Linked DNA regions of Homo sapiens: region 1 is linked to region 2. Evidence: chromatin loops called from intact Hi-C (ENCODE). Cell type or tissue: PC-3. All regions are shown on one strand. Each heading gives the region's core, and the rest is flanking DNA. Links, peaks and the distances in the headings are about the cores only. Region 1 overlaps KSR2 (kinase suppressor of ras 2). Region 2 overlaps KSR2 (kinase suppressor of ras 2).

Region 1 (8,331 bases), core at 219-8,218, 66 kb before region 2:
ATCTGGTGGAGCACCCTCCCTCCTGAACTCCTAAGGTGGGCACCATCTGAGGCTCCTGGTAGGCACCGGACCAAGAGCTAGACAGAGCCGTGGGTGGGCTGGGAAGGAGGAGCCCGGCACCAGAAGTCCTCAGCAAGAGGAAGCATTTCCAGAAGAGGCACTGTGATCCTACCGAAGGCTTAGTCTACTTAGATCTCTTGAAAGTCATCAGGCTTAACATCTACAGAAATGCACTGATTATTGTTACATGGAGGAAGGGCAGTGGATTTGGGGATTAAACACGTAGATGGTGAATGCCACCTTGACACAGATCTGGACTCACTTGAGGACAGCCTGGGATTTGCTGTTTTTGTCAAATGGCCAAAGAGCAGCTTGGCCACGGGTTGGGGGCTTGGAGCTCTGGAGACTCGAGATGTTTAGGCAAAAGTTGCGGGATTGGAGTTGGAAGCTGAACTTGACACTGGCTCTCTAGAGCTTCTCTAGGGAGCTGGGCAAAAAAGAATGGCTGAAGTGTTTGCTTGTGCTCCATGGTAGAATGAGCTTCTTAGAGGGACCTAGGGGTGAGAGGGTAAACCCTTTTTGCCCAGCCCTTGTGTCTCTACCTAAAAGCCTGTGGGCTCTTCTAATTTCTCCCTGTGGGTTTTGGACCCCTCATGGGAAACACAAGGCTGGGCCTCCCTGCTGTAACTTTGTGCACCTATGGATATATTTCCTTTTCCTCTTTTTCTGTCTCCCTTTCAGAGCCAAGAAGAAGAGCAAACCCTTGAACCTCAAGATCCACAGCAGCGTAGGCAGCTGCGAGAACATCCCCTCTCAGCAGCGCTCCCCGCTGCTGTCCGAGCGCTCCCTCCGCTCCTTCTTTGTGGGACACGCACCTTTCCTGCCTTCCACCCCTCCTGTTCACACTGAGGCCAACTTCTCTGCAAGTAAGTCACCCTGCCGGGCTGCACTGGGAACGCTTGCCATGCCACCTCCTTCTCCCCAGCACCTGCTGTCCTCTGTGCCAGGTGCAAACTCTCTCTTCTTTATCTCAAGGGCTTGTGAAATGCTCACTGTAGAGCTTCACCCATCATCTGCCCACAGCCCCCCCATCTGCCTATGCCACTCATGCCCATTTGGATGGTTTTGGAAGGGGGCATAACTGACGCTGGGGAGGTTGACTGGGTGTTGTCGTTGGTCCCCAGTTCCTGCTCTTTCCCCTGAAGTTGTGAAGGAAAGATAGAGAAAAGCAAGCAGGCATTCAGGGAGGCACCCGCCCTCTCTCTCCCTCTTCCCGGCTGTCTCTCAGCTGCCTGATTACAGGATTTTTCTTGGCTGCTGTGGCTAAGGCATCTATGATTAAGTTTTGTATTTTTTTCCCCACTCAGGTCAATATATATAACCTTTACATCTCAAAGATGTATTTGGGTTCAAATGGGGTTGAGCATGGCCTGAGGTGGTTTACTTTCTGCTCTTACGAATTTCTGCTGGAGACAGGGTGGTTATTACTTGGAGCGGAAATGGAACTTTTTGGTGATGGAGGGCTGGTTTAATCTTCTCTACCCAGAGGCCCGATTTGCTGAACAGGCACAGATGTGGTCAGAGGGGCACCCCCACTGAATAAAGCCCAGCCAGTCCTCCAGCCAAGACAGCAACTTTTATTGATTGGTTGCTCAAGAGAAGGAAGGGCTCTGAGAATGTAGAAGAAATAACCCCTGGCCCTTAATTCAGCCACAGGCTGTGCACGTTGTGTTGCTGCTCTGAGAAATGATGAGACATGTTCACTGAGCCCTGATACATGCTAATCACTCACAGGCAGGGCCCCATTTAGTTCTTGCAAACAATCCCTCATGCAGATGGATTATTCCCATTGTACAGAAGGGGAAACTGAGGCCCAGGGATGTCAAAGAACTTGCTCAAAGTCACACAGGTGTTGAGTATTTGAGCTGGGATTTGAATTTGGTTCTTTCTAACACATCACACATCATTTGATAACCATGACCGCTCAAATACTCAGCAGAATGCCTTTCTCTAAATATGGGGTTTCCTTCATTACTTTTATCTAAGGGTTCTTACACTTTGAGAATTTGACAAGATCTATTAATTCTGTGCCTGGAAAAAAAGGCAGGTACATGTAATATCCAACATCCCGCTAGATGGTTAGGCTGGGGCCCGAATAGTGAGCTTGGTTTATAGCCCATGGGTGTTTATGGTGCATCCGTGGTAGGAATCAGCTGAGGGTATGGACTGATGAACCATGTGGACATCAGTTAGGAGTCGGTCCAGAGACTGCCTTGTCTTGGTGCCCAGGTTAGGCAGGCTCTAAATCAAGCAAACTAAAATAGTACCCTCGACTCCCAGGTCCATACCAGAAGGCCAATTTATTAATTTGTCCAGAGAAATCACTGCCAGAGAGAGCACCCTTCATGACGGTGGGCCTGCATGGTAGTCAAAGAGACTGGCTGCATGAGCGTGGATGAAGAAAAGCGTGATAGTGACAAGTCCAGTGTGTAGCAACAGCCAGGTGAGGCAGATGTCACGACCAGGAGCAGATGCCTGGGTTTGAACCCCAGTTATTCTACTTTTAAGCAATTATGTGTGACCTCAAGTGAGTTCAAAGCCTCTGAACCTGTTTCCTCATCTGTAAAATGGGGACAATAAGAGGTTCATCTTGTAGACAGTTGTGAGGATTAGATGAGCTCATGCATGCCAAGCCTTCTGCACAGTTCCTGGCACACAGTAGGTGCATAATAAATGGTGGCTTTTATGATGATGTTTTATTCTTGAAGCATTTACAGCCTGTGGGCTGATGGTTAATTTGGGGCTTCTGTGGCTAAATGCCTTGCAGTTTACTTCCCCTCCCCACTTCCCCATGGCCCGAAGAGTGCTTGGCATTTACCTTGGCATGACTCTGGGTGACTGCCTCTAACAGCCATCTGTCCTTGGTCATCGCCATCCTATGAGTGAATGTCAGCCGGGCCCCCTCCAGGGGTTGGCCACTGCTCTGCACTTTAATTTTGGCCAGAGTAAAAACATCTCCTTCCTGCTTTAAAAAAAAAGACAACAAAACACAGATTTAAACATTTGAGCCCCCGTCCCTACCAAAGAGTTTTTGAGGATTCATCATGGCTTCTAACTTTTTGTTCCCGCCCTGGTCTCCACCTAAGAGGAAAAGCGTTTCTGCTTGCCTGTGGACAGGAGCAAAGTCCTTAATTAAAAGGTGGCTCCCAGCAGTAAGAGGCACCAGGAGCACAACTGCCCCTTGGACAGTCTTGGTTCTTCAAAAAAGTTGCTCTCTGAGCTCCCGGAAAGAAGAAAGACAGCATTTGAGTCTCAGTGGAAGAATGAGTGAGTGTGTAACCCAAATAGCTGAGACCTCAGGGACCAGTTCCCTATCTGTTGATTCTAACAAGTAACAGAAACAGAGGCAGCCTGGTGTGGGGCAGGCAGGTTCGTTTGGGAAACGAGAAGCTCTCTGTTGGAATCTCAGTGTTGCCGCCGGTTGCCTTTGTGGCCTCTGTCTCTGCCTGGTGTGTCAGCTGCACTATTTCAGTTAAGACTCACCCCAGTCTGTGAGGCAGGTGCTAGAATTCCCATGTTACAGATCAAGAAACTGAGGCTCAGAATGGTGCATGAATTTGTCCATGGGGTCCCTTCTGAATCCAGATCCAATCTAGCCTGCATTGTATCACTTCAATGCGGCAAGTTCCTTCCTCTATCTGGGTCTCAGTTTCCCCAGGGGTATGCACTCCCTGAGGGTCCATTTCAGTGACTCTGAGGTCTAGCCACTGAGTTTTCCTAGGCAAATCTTTTGATGCAATTAGAATGCTGGTTTTGGGGACTCTGGGTGGGGCTTGGGGTTGGGAGAACACAGCTACCAGGTGCCGACTCCTCCTTGTTTGTAATAGTTCCCATTCCCATGCCAGTGAATTCCAGAAGAGAACTCCCTGCTTTTGGGCCCTGGTGGCAGCCTTCCTCCTGCTGAGCCAGCCAAGGGGGCCCCTGGGGCTGCATCCCTGCCAGGCTCAGTCTGTCTGCCTGTTTGTAACTGTCGGCTCTGGCTCTGGTCTGCACTGTGAAGGGTGGTGACACGTCATCTTGTTACCCCATGATGGTAACGCCTGGGGACAGCATTAGGCAGATCTGGCTGTAGTGTGGCCAAGCCTCACAACCTCAGGGTGCCCAGCCACCTTGAGTGGGCTGCGAGAAGGACATCACCTTCTTGGGGCTTACCCTACTCCCCTGGCCTGGGAGTGGTGAGTGGGGAAAGGGAGGGAGGGGAATGGCAGGAGCCTTCGCTCATGGAGGAATCTGTCTCCAAGGTTCACCAGCCCTTGGGGTTCATAGCCTCACTCAGGTAGGGCTAGAATGAAAGACGTCAGACGCTTCTGTTCACCATGGGAGATATTGACTCAAATGAACCTGCTTCCCAGAGAAATAGAGAGCAGTGGACTTATCTCTCCACCCTTGCTGTATTTATTCTGTGTTGCATTTGGGTGGGCCACCATGCTCTGGTGGTTTGCTTAGGTGCTCTTCACCAGTGGATCATCTTTACCCCAACAACCTGCAAGCTCGTGGGCTCCTTGTAGGCTATCTCTGATCCCAGCTGATGGAGGTCAGGCTTTCTTAAATCCCCTAAAGAAAGGCTACTTCACAATGAAAGAGTGCCACCTAGATGGAAGGAATAATTGTCATCATTCATTACCAGCTGGTAGAAGTGACTTCGGGTTTAAAGCAACTAACTGGATGCTGTTAAGTCGCTGGACAAATTACTTAACCTCTTGAGTCTATTTTCTACCCAGCAACAATGCAGTGAGGATACAATGAGAAATGCATGTAAATTCCCTAGCGTGGGGACTGGTACTTAGAGCACTGAGTCTCAATAAAGGGTGGCTTTGGGAGCCATTGCTGTATGTTACATGATGAAGTGGCTTGCAACAATGATGAAAACCATGTTAATAATAGCAATCGGCATGTATTGTGTTGACAATGCTCCAGGCATTGCACAAAGCAGTTCACTTTTATTATTTCATTTAAACTCCATCATCCTCTATAAGGTAGGTACTACTATTATTCCCATTTTACAGATTAAGAAACTGGGGTTGAGAGAGTTTAAGCAGTTGGCCCAAGGTCACAAGGTCAGGAAAGAGGTGAAGTTTGCCATCCTTTTGAATCCTCCACTCTGCAGTGCTCGGTTGTGAAATTGCAATGTCATCTTCATTAAAACTTGCTTGCTCATTAGGTAGGGAACTGAACATGCTCACGTTTTCTCTCCAATGCCCTTGCATCACGGAGGGAGTGTGTTGTGGGTGACAGCCTTGCTCAAAGGACGCCTCTTTGTCAGTGTGCTGTGCTCACTTAGAAAGCAGCACCCACATTGACTAACCATTTGCTGCTCCACCTAGACTCTGTTGTTATTATTCTAGGGATCTGTCGTCCCAGGTTGTAGCCATCCCCGTAGGGGCCAGGCAGTTGCAGAAAGTAGCCAAAATTGCAAGCTGCAGGAAGCTCCTGCGACTCATTCATCCTGGACATCTCTGGTGGAAGATGAGGAATGACATAGTAATTTTGCCACCTGCAGTTTTCTGGGTGTTTCTTTATTAGCTGCCCATGACTCACTTAGAATGCTGGTTTTGGAAACTCTGGGTGGGGCTTGGGGTTGGGAGAACACAGCTACCAGGTGCAGCAGCTTCAGGGCAGCAGTTACCAAGGGGAACAAGTGACTGATGGTTCCAGAACTTCCCCATCTTGGTCGTAATGACACCAGCTGGAGTTACCCACAAGGCCTGGGTCTTATGGAATATTGTCCTTCATGAGGTGTCTTGAAAGACGGCAGCCCCTCTGCTCATCCCTACTCTAAGCAACTCCTGCTCTTTGTCCTGGGGACAAGCTAAGAGAGAGTTGCCCCTCTTTTGATAGCCTGGCCTTGCGTGTACCTTGAGGCTGAGTCAGAAGCCTGGTTTGTCGAGGAAGGCAGCAGGTAGCAATAAAGACTGATGGAGCAGAACTGCCTACTCCCAAGAAAGCGGCCGCTGGAAGGGTTATAAAGAGACTCAGGATGGGGGTGATTATATAATGGGGTTTAATGAGGCTTAAGGCCAAGGTTCATTACTCCCCAGAAGAGAGGGAGGAGAGGCTCGTGTCTTGACAGAAGTTTGCTGGCTGAACCACAGTCTTGTCTCAGAATTGGAAGATATTTTGAGCAGTTTGGGTTTGACTGGACTCAGTGGTGCCAATTCCAAGGGGAAAGTAGATATCCTATTGGAGTTACCCAAAGGACTTCGTTCCCCCAAAATGAGCTGGGGTCGGTGCTGGTATCTCCTCTTCCCCTGGGGACTCAGCAGACACAGGAGGTTCCACGTTGCCTGGCATCTTTTAGAAACTCAGGCCCCAGCAGCTTTTTAATGGGTACTGACCACCTGCTACATGCCAGGCAGGATGTAGATGATTTGCAGGCATTGAAATATATAAACCTGGAAATAAACAAAATGCTACAGAACAGTTCCTAAAGAAAAGCACTGATCTCTTGCACTATTCCTCCCCAATCCTGCTTCCCAGAAGCAACCAGCTTAACTCCTTCTGCCTAGTTATTTTGGTGATCACAACCACAATTTAAACCAGGTTCTACCGGGGGTTCTCCAAGTGTGTTCCAGACCACCATCACCAGCAGCAGCAGCATCCCAAAGCTTGTTAGAAATGCACATTCTTGCTCTTCCCCTCCAGCCCTATTGAATCAGAAGTTCTGGGGAGAGGTCCAGCAATCTGAGTTTTCACAAGCTCTCCAGGGAGTTCTGCAGGCTGGCATTTCAGAATCCCCGGGTTATATGGCAGTTTTTTTTAAAGCTTTCATTTTGAAGTAATTTCAAATTTACAGAAACGTTGCAAGAACAACACAGGGGACTTCCAGGTCCCTCTTTACTTAGATTCACTGGTTTTTAACATTTTCCTGCATTTGCTTTTTTCTCTCCCTCTTTCTTTCTTTCTCTCTCTCTAATTTTTGTGAACCATTTGGGACTAGGCTGCATACTCTCTTACATAACCATGTAGAGTTACCAATTTCAGTAAACTTGACATTGAGTCAGTACTTTCATCTCACCAGATTCCAATTTCAGCAATTGCCCCAATAGTATCCTTTAGAGCAATTTTTTTTTTTCTGGTACAGGATCGAATCTGAGGTCACATATTGTGTTTAGCTGTTATGCAAGCTAGAACAGTTTCTCAGCCTTTTTTGTTGTTGTGTATGACTTTGGCCTCTTTGAAGAGGAGGGGTCAGTTACTTTATAGAACATCTCTCAATTCAAGTCTGCCCGATGTTTCCTCCTGGCTGGACTCAGGCTAGATGTCCTTGGCAGGATGCCTACATTAAGTGGCGTTGAATCTTTCTTAGTATATCACATCTTTATAGACAACTCCACTGTGTGGGATCAGGAGACTTAAGGTCCTTCTGTGCCCTGCACACTTGCCCCTTGGATTTCCAGGAAGCCAGGAGCCCAGCCCTCAGCCTTCCTGGTGCTTCTCTGTGATGGGATGGGAGTTATTCCAGGTGTAAGTTGCTCTCAAAGTGCAAGAAACTGACACAGAAGATAAAGTCTGGATGTAAGCAGTTGGCCTTAAGGGACTGCACGTGTGTCAAATTGTCATGATTCATTTGCAGATGTATCTATTAAATATCTTTATGTTTCAAAGGAGTTTTCAACCTCTTGTGTTGTGTGTTCATTTCCACCCCTGTTTAATGAGGTAGATTCGGCCTTGTCATGGGTTGAATTGTGGCCTCAAAAAGATGTGCCCAAATCCTACCCCACACACCTGTGGATGTGCCTTATTTGGAAATAGGGTGTTGGCAGGTGTGATCAAGTTAAAATGAGGTCATTAGAATGGGCCCTAGTCCAGTATGACTGGTGTCCTCATAAGAAGAGGGAAATTTGGACAGAGATACCAGGATGGCACCAGGTAAAGATAGGGACAGAGATTGGACTGATGAGTCTACAAGCCAAGGAACACCAAGGATTGCCAGAGCCACCAGAAGCTGGAAGAGACTCATGAGGACATGCTCTCCTCAGAGCCTCCAGAAAGAACCAACCCTGCTTTGAAAATCAAGAACCTCCTTAATCTTGGACTTCTGGCCTCTAGAACAGTGAGAGAATAAACCTGTCTTGTTTTAAGCCACCAGTTTTTGGTATTTTATTATAGCAGCCCTAGGAAACCAACGCAGACCTCCTCCTCATTTTCCAAATAAGAATAAGGAAAGGCAGTACCAGGGCCAATCTGTATAATCATGGCAAGTCAATACCTATTCAAAGTCTCAGTGTCACCTTAAATGCCAGCTGGAACAGGACTTTTCCTCTGAGATAC
Region 2 (8,331 bases), core at 266-8,265:
GAGTTGAATAGTTGGGACGGAGACTGTATAGGCCGCAAAGTCTAAAATAGTTACTATCTGGCACTGTACTGAAAATGTTTGCTGGGCCTAGCTCTAGATCCTTCCCAGCCAGATGATGGAAGTCAGGTGGGAATTCTGGAGAGACTGGAAGGTTGGCAGGCTCTTGTCTGGAGGCAGAGAGTTGGACAAACAGGCTGCCTTTGATATTAGGTGTATTGGTCTCCTAGGGCTAATGCCAAAATTACTGCAAACTGGGTGGCTTAGGACAACATTTATTCTTTCACAGTCCTGGAGGCTAGAAGTCCAAAAATCAAGATGTAGGCAGGGCCATGCTCTCTCCGAAGGCTCTAGGGGGGGGTCCTTCCTTGCCTCTCCCAGCTTCTGGTGGTGGCCAGCATCCTTGGCATTCACTGGCTTGTAGATGCTTCACTCCAGTCTCTGCCTCCGTGATCTCATAGTGTTCTCCCTATCTGTGTTCCCGCATCCTCTTCCCTCTGTGTGGGTCTCTGTGTCCATTTTCCCCTGTGCTGAGAAGTCTTGGATTAGGGCCCACACGAACCCAGGATGGTATCATCTTAACTTGATTATATCTGCAAAGACCCTATTTCCAAATAAAGTCACATCTGGAGGTTCCAGGTGAATGTAAATTTTGGGGAAGGACACTATTTAATCTAGTAATTAGGTACCCCCCCCCCCAAGATCTTGGATTCTAAACAAGTAAGCACAGACAATTTATGTCTTGTCAGATGCACTCGGAGGCTGAGTAGAAATGAGCAGAGAGAGACAAATATCAGCTAAGCACCTACTAAGTGCTAGGCACTGTTCTAAGCACTTGGTTGATCCTATGAGGAACTTAAGAACTTGCCCAAAGTTTTATAGCTGACAAGTAGCAGAACTAGGATGCCAACCCCAGCAACTAGACTCCAGATGCTCATGTAATCCTACAGCCACCAGGCACGGTTGCTACTTAAATTCTCATACTGCAGGTAAGTAAGTAAACAGTCTTAGAGGGGGCAAAAGACTCATCCAGGGGCAAAGCTGAGATGTGACTTCAGGACAGTAACCTCGCTCTTTCCGGAACATAGGAGTCCCCAGCCCCCACTCGACCCCCATGCCTTTACCATTTCTTCCTTGCAAGTACAGAGAACATCTTTTGCCTGCCCTCTCCCCAGGGTGATATCTAGGGATGAAAGAAGCTCACAGATGCAAAAAGAGTCATCTGGAAGCTTTGAGTGGGGTTTGGAAAACCATGAGCTGGCTCTAAGCATTCACCCATGAAAACACCTTTCAGCCTTTAGAGAATCAAGGTCCTATTGACAAAGTGCAAAGATGTTGACATTCCCTTGGAGGCTGTACTTGCTGCCTGCTCCAAGGTAAGAGGCATAGATCAGGCCTGTGAATGTGCTTCTTTAGGAGTTCATCAATCCTGCCTTTGTTTTGTACATAAGCGAGAATGATCACATTGAACAAATCCATCATTAGGCTGTGTTCCTTTCTACAAGAATAGGAACGCCAGGTAAAGGAGACGGAGGGCGTGGTCCAGGGACGCATTCAGAGCCAAACTCTGTGGAAAATGGGGGCAGGTGTCAGAGCACAGTGGCTCTGAAAACACGTCTGATTGCCTCTGCACCCATCCATCAGGCCTGGATTCGACACCTCTTCCTTTCCCCACTGACTATCAATCCCATGGCTTTTGAAAAACCTGGGAAGATTGCACGTTAGGATTTGGTTTGCTGACTTTGAGAACTGGCAACCTGGGACTGCTTTGTGAATTTGTTTTCCTCCTGGAGGGTTGCAATCAGACCGTCTTTGAGCACTGGCCCTGAGTTCCTTTTTGGGCTCAGACCCATTTCTCAATGATTAGCCAGGATTGGCCATTTTGTCCTTAGGTACAAGGCTGAGTCACTACAGCTGGGAGTGGTGGCTGCTCTGAGAGCTTGCTGGTCACTCAAAGAAGACAATGAGCCATTTGTCTGGTAGAACCTGTGGCAGCTTGACCGACCTGGGAGGGCTACAGGAGTGACAGGCTTAAGCACTGTAGTACCCAGGCTTGCTCCAGGTCTGAACAATATTAGGTGGGATCTTTTGTGATATTTCCTTGTTCCCCGTCTCCTTCCGTTGTCTCCCCCACCATGGTCACCGTTCAACCCACCTGCTTAATAAATAGTTGGCAGTACAGTTAAGAGCTTTAAGATATTGGAGTCTTCTTCAATGATCTCCCTCCTTCTTGTGCATTCTTGATATGTTTGATCTAGGGCAGTGGTTTTCAGTCTGGGGAAATGTTGCCTCTCCACCCCCAGGGACATTTGGAAATGTTTAGAGATATTTTTCTTGGTCACAGCTTAGGGAGGACAGTGCTTCTGGCATCTAGTAGGTAAGAGGCCAGGGATGCTGCTGACTGTCTTACAATGCACAGGACAGCCCCCACCAGAGAGAATGGAGTAGCCCCAAATGTCAACAGTGCTGAGGTTGGGAAATTCTCGATTTAGGTCAGTGGATCTCCAAGTTCAGTCCCAAGAGGAGTGCCATTAGTATCATTCATCTTCTAGAACTTGTTAGAAATGCAGATGCTTTGTCTCACTGAATCAGCAACTCTGCGGGAGGAATCCAGCAATTGACGTATTAACAACCTATCCTTCCCCCAGGAATCTGATGCGTGAAGTTTGGGAACCAGTGACCTGGAGTCATTAGTGCTGTTAAGGGCCAAGAGGGGCAGTTGCAGGTGGGGGTCTCATTAAATGGCTGAGATGCAACTGACTTTGGAGTCCAGCTTCTCAATCCCTATCGTGTTTCCATCCCATTTGAAGTTGTGTCAAATCATTAAGTTGGCACACAAGTTATTGCAGTTTTTGCCATTATACAAATAGCTAACACTCAACATCAGTGCCTCTTATCAGTCTGAGAGGCCAAATCATTTTCTAGGTAAATTAAAACACTGGTAAATGACTGTTACAGGTGAGAGCATGCCTTTGTTTTTTTCTGGTGGCGCCTTCCCTTGTGGACTTAGTAGATTAAATTGTTTATTTCCAGGAAAGGTCGGGGAGGACTTTATTTGTTTTGATTTTCATGAAATATTGAATCTTATTCACAGATATTACCAGGGCAGACCCATCACTTCAGGCTGCTAGGTCACATACAGGATAAACAGACTTTTTTTTTTTTCCTGTGGGAAATTCCTGAAAAGAAAGTAGCAAGAAATTCCTTGCTTCTCTGCAAAGGGCATGAATATACTGTTCTCAAAATAAGATATACATATGAAAAAATGCTCAACATCACTAATTATCAGGGAAATGCACATCAAAACCACAATGCAATACCACCTTACTCCTGCAAGAATGGCCATAATAAAAAAATTAAAAAATAATAGATGTTGGCATGGATGTGGTGAAAACGGAACACTTTTATACTGCCAGTGGGAATGTAAACTAGTACAACCACTAGGGAAAACAGTAAGGAGATTCCTTAAAGAACTAAAAGTAGAACCACCGTTTGATCCAGCAATCCCACTAGAGAAGTCATTATATGAAAAAGACACTTACACATGCATGTTTATAGCAGCACAATTCGCAATTGCAAAAATATAAAACCAAGCCAAATGCCCATCAATCAACAAGTGGGTAAAGAAAATGTGGTATACGTATATACACCATGGAATACTACTCAGCCATAAAAAGAAATGAAATAATGGCATTTGCAGCAACCTGGATGGAGTTGGAGACCATTATTCTGAGTGAAGTAACTCAGGAATGGAAAACCAGCTATTGTATCTTCTCACTTATAAGTGGGATCTAAGCTATGGGGATGCAAAGGCATAAGAATGATATAATGGACGTTGGGGACCCAGAGGGAATGGGAGGGAGCTGAGGGATAAAAGACTACACATGGGGTGCAATGTCCACTGCTTGGGTGATGGGTGCACCAAATTCTAGAAATCACCATTAAAGAACTTATCCATGTAACCAAAAACCACCTGCCCCCAAAATATATTGAAATAAAAAAAGAGAAATTCCCCACTCCTCGTGTTGAGAAAGTTACTGAACTTCTCTGATCTGCGGTTTTCTCTCCTGTGAAATAGGAGATAGTCCTGAACCCTCAGGTTGCTGTGAGGATCCTGGACATAGAACACCAGGCATGGAATAGGAGCTTGATAAATAAATGTCCATTTATGCATGTTATTTGAAAGAGTTGGGAAGTATTAGGTTGGTGCAAAAGTAATACTAGGTTGATGCAAAAGTAACTGGTGAATATTTAATACTTGGCTACGTTGGTTTCCTGTTGCTGCTGCCACAAATTATCATAAAATCAGTGGCTGAAAGCAACACAAACATATTTTTTAATCATTCCGGAGGTCGTAATTCCAAAACAAGTCTTGTGGGGCTGAAATCAGGCCATTGGCAGGGCTGCTTCCTTGTAGAGGCTCTCCGGAAGAATGAGCCTCTACATCTTTCCCATCTTCCAGAGGCAGCGCTTCTTCCTTGGCTCATGGTTTTGCCTCACATTTTCTCCCTCTTCTTCCTTTGCTCCTCTTGCCTCTCTTTCATAAGGATCCTTATAATTATATCTCAGGCTCACCTGGATAATCCAGGAGGATTCCCCATCACAAGATCTTTTATGTAATCACATCTTCAAAGTCCCTTTTGCCATATGAAGTATTATGTTGGTGTGAAAGTAATTGCGATTTTTGCCATTACTTTCACACAAACCTAATAACAGTCACTGATTCCAGCGATTAGCACCTGCAATCTTTGGCGGGGCTGGGGCATTATTCAGTCTACCACAGTGACTAAAGTCATTAGCCACTCTGTAAATAAACTCCTCAGGTCACCAAGGAAGAAGGATTGGCTTTGGCCCAAGAATTCAGCTGTCTCTTGTTTGAGACATCTGCTGCACACCACTACTACATTGATGATATTTTCCATGCCCTTGCACGGGAGATACGTAGGAAAGAAAAAGAAGGCAGCACTGGCCATGGAGAAAAAAATCTAAGCCCAAAAACGGTGTATGGAAGAGGCTAAAATCACCATTCCAGAAAAAGAAAGATTCAGTAACTTGAAGGGAAGATATGAAGTGTTTATCTGCGAACCACAGTGCTTTGTCAAAGCAGTCCAGTAATGCAGTGCTTTATCAAAGCTATAGTGAGCATGGTGCTTGCTCTTCCTCCTGTTATGACCCTTATTTTAGCAGTAACTGATTAGAGGGACATGCCTACTAGGAGATTTTAATGATGTGGTCTTTAAAGTATTGTTTCTTAGTTAATCATGATTCATAAACCCAGTGGGGCATTGTCTATTTTTAAATTGCCACATTAGAATTTGATCTAGCAATGTTTTGGGTTCTGTTGCGCTGATGTTAATTAATTAATGTAAATTTGTTTATACCCAGGAGAATGTGTAAAATAAATACGCAAATAAATAAATAAATGACTCGTTTGTAGGAGACCCAATAGTGAAAAGGCCCTGACACTGTGTTTCGCTACGAGGTGATGTCTGGGTAGGTGTTCGTTGGTGCGTTATGGCAGGTGGGAAGTGGCAGACACTACCCATTGGTTGTCAGAGTGAGATGCCTGGTGATGTGGTTTGGCTGTGTCCCCACCCAAATCTCATCTTGAATTGTAGCTTCCATAATTCCCATGTGTCATGGGAGGGACCCGGGGAGAGGTGATTGAATCATGGGGGCAGATCATTCCCTTGCTGTTCTCTTAATAGTGAATAAGAATCATGAGATCTGATGGTTTTATAAAGAGGAGTTCCCCTACACACATTCTGTCTTGCCTGCTGCCATGTAAGACGTGCCTTTCGCCTTCCGCCATGATTGTGAGGCCTCCCCAGCCATGTGGAACTGTGATTCCATCAAACCTCTTTTTCTGTATAAATTACCCAGTCTCAGATATGTCTTTATTGGCAGCATGAGAACAGAGGGGAGGGGAGGGGAGGGGAGGGAAGGGAAAAAGGAAGGGAGGGAGGGAAGGAAAGGAAGGGTAACTGGAGAAGCTCCAGGGGCTCAACTGATGTGTCAGCCCTTCTTTCCTATGTCTTTGCCTGAAGCAATCACCATGGTCAGAATGCTGTGGCCTTACCAAGCCTTGGTCAAACACCCTCTTCTGAGACTGGAAGGGACTCAGCCTGCTGTGGGACATTGGAACGGTAGTTTCCCAGTGGAAAATCAGGCTGCTGCTACTTTCTTCAAAAGTAACTGATAAGAGGGACAGGCCTACTAGGAGATTTTAATGAGGTGGCCTTCAAAGTATTGTCTGTCAGTTAATTATGATGTATTAACCCAGTGAAGCACTGTCTGCTTTTAAATGGTCACATTAGAATTTGATCTAGCAGGGCCGGGCGCGGTGGCTCACGCCTGTAATCCCAGCACTTTGGGAGGCCGAGGCGGGTGGATCATGAGGTCAGGAGATCGAGACCATCCTGGCTAACAAGGTGAAACCCCGTCTCTACTAAAATACAAAAAATTAGCCGGGCGCGGTGGCGGGCGCCTGTAGTCCCAGCTACTCAGGAGGCTGAGGCAGGAGAATGGCGTGAACCCGGGAAGCGGAGCTTGCAGTGAGCCGAGATTGCGCCACTGCAGTCCGCAGTCCGGCCTGGGCAACAGAGCGAGACTCCGTCTCAAAAAAAAAAAAAAAAAAAAAAAAGAATTTGATCTAGCAATGTTTAGGGCTTTGTGGCACTGGTGTGAATTAATTAGTATAAATTTGTTTATACCCAGGAGAATATGTAAAATAAATAAGTAAATAAATAAATAAACTCCTTTGTAGGAGACCCAATAGTGAAAAGGCCCTGTCACTGTGTTGGACTACAAGGTGATGTCTAGCTAAGTGTTTTGAAGAAAGAGGAGTGAGCTCTGAGCTTGTGCGTGTGTCCAGAGCCATAGAGCTCTGTCCCCTGGATGGGCTGGGAGGGTCAAGCTCTGCCTCTCCTTTCATGGTGACTGAGCCTGTTTTTAGATCTGTCCATGCATTTAATGGATTGTATCAGGCGATGGAGATCTAGGTCCTTCCCTGTCTTTCTGGGCAGGGATTTCCAGTTAGGCACTGTTGACATTTGGAGCTGGACAGTGTTCTGTTGGAGGAAGCTGTTCTGTTCGTTTGTAGCATCCCTGGTCTCTACCCAGTAGATACCAGTACCACTCCTCCCCCTCAAGTTGTGACAACGAAAAATGTCTGCACACATTGCCAAATGTCCCCTAGGGATCAACAGGGCTCACGATTGAGAACTGTTGCTCTAGGTTAACTTTGTTTATGTGTTGGGGTTGGGCTGGTTTAACTCTTGTTGCGGGGGAATTCCTTCCTTATCTCCAAGTTCTTGGGGGTATGGGGACTCTCTGTATCCTCCTTCTACTGATAACACCTCTCACTGATAAACCATGGCCCTGTTGCAGCAGAGGTATCCTGCCCCAGAGGTCTCACTTTCAGGGATGCAATCAGCACCTGTCACAACCCTGTCGCCTCAGCAGGCTTCCTGGCCTCACTTGGGATGCTTCAGAAAGACTGGCTTTGGAATATGGACACCCAGTCTTGAACTTATATATTATTTATCACGAGGCTGTCCCCACCATGTCTGCAAGCTACAGACAGTGTGACATCTCTTCGGATGGCACTTTAAGTCTCAGGAAACTGAGAGAGAGGCAGTCTATTGCCTGAAGTCCAGAGCCCCACGATGCCTGGTGTCTTGGGTTTTTGAAAACCTGGCTGGGGTCTTTGGCAGCAAGCTTGTCTGGTCTGTCCCCGAGCAGTCCATCCAGGCAGTAAATTCCACAGAATGGTTCTGTAGGGGGAACTTCTCAGCAGCCCTTTGTTCTGTGGACAATTAACTTCCGCTGAACATTAACTAGAGAGTGGCTACATAATGAGAAACATCATATTTCCATCAGGGGAGAATTTCAGCTCAGACAACTCCGATGGCTCTGATTTAAGATCCATAAACTCAGTTCAAGGCGATAAATATGTAAGTAATTGATGATGTAGTGTGTGAGGAACTTAAGACCCATCCATCACACCCAGGCAGGCAAGTGCTGTGGACACGCTCTGAGAACAGGATGATAGAAGGGGAATAAATGGTCAGAAGGACCTAGACAGTTCTGTCCTCTGCATAACTCACTGCAGCTTCTCTCTACAGTCATGGCTTCTTTCCCAAAGGAGCCTCTTCCCATATTTTGTCTTCTCCAGCCAGGAAGAGAGACAGCTAAGAAAAGCTAAAAACAAGCAGCTGAATTGCTCTAGGGGCCATCCGCCTCTTAATGCACACCTACTATTGCCAGGTACCTGCTTCATTTCCCAGTGTCTGATCCTCAGGTAAACCCTGCAAGATGGATTTCATTGCCCCC

What was found. Hi-C counts contacts between places; a loop is a spot of excess contacts. Peaks named below come from ENCODE experiments on the same cell type or tissue, not always from the same donor. Only the 100,000 strongest peaks of a DNase experiment are listed, where the experiment ranks them.
Region 1: it touches region 2 in a loop (6-fold over the local background); 2 of 110 quality-filtered maps call a loop at or near these places.

What each region holds. Positions count from the first base shown.
Region 1 is chr12:117,660,069-117,668,399 of GRCh38, reverse strand. KSR2 (kinase suppressor of ras 2) reads left to right here. Exons shown (of 20, transcript NM_173598.6): 5 at 742-926. Among named protein-coding and RNA genes, the nearest start is that of NOS1, 300 kb to the right of the region's middle. In PC-3, for the core only: a CTCF peak has its summit at 4,644; a DNase peak (open chromatin) is centred at 5,559; H3K27ac peaks cover 1,058 bases.
Region 2 is chr12:117,593,661-117,601,991 of GRCh38, reverse strand. The region is part of intron 5 of KSR2 (kinase suppressor of ras 2); the gene reads left to right. Among named protein-coding and RNA genes, the nearest start is that of NOS1, 240 kb to the right of the region's middle. In PC-3, for the core only: no CTCF peak of the experiment used is centred there; DNase peaks (open chromatin) are centred at 1,951 and 4,831.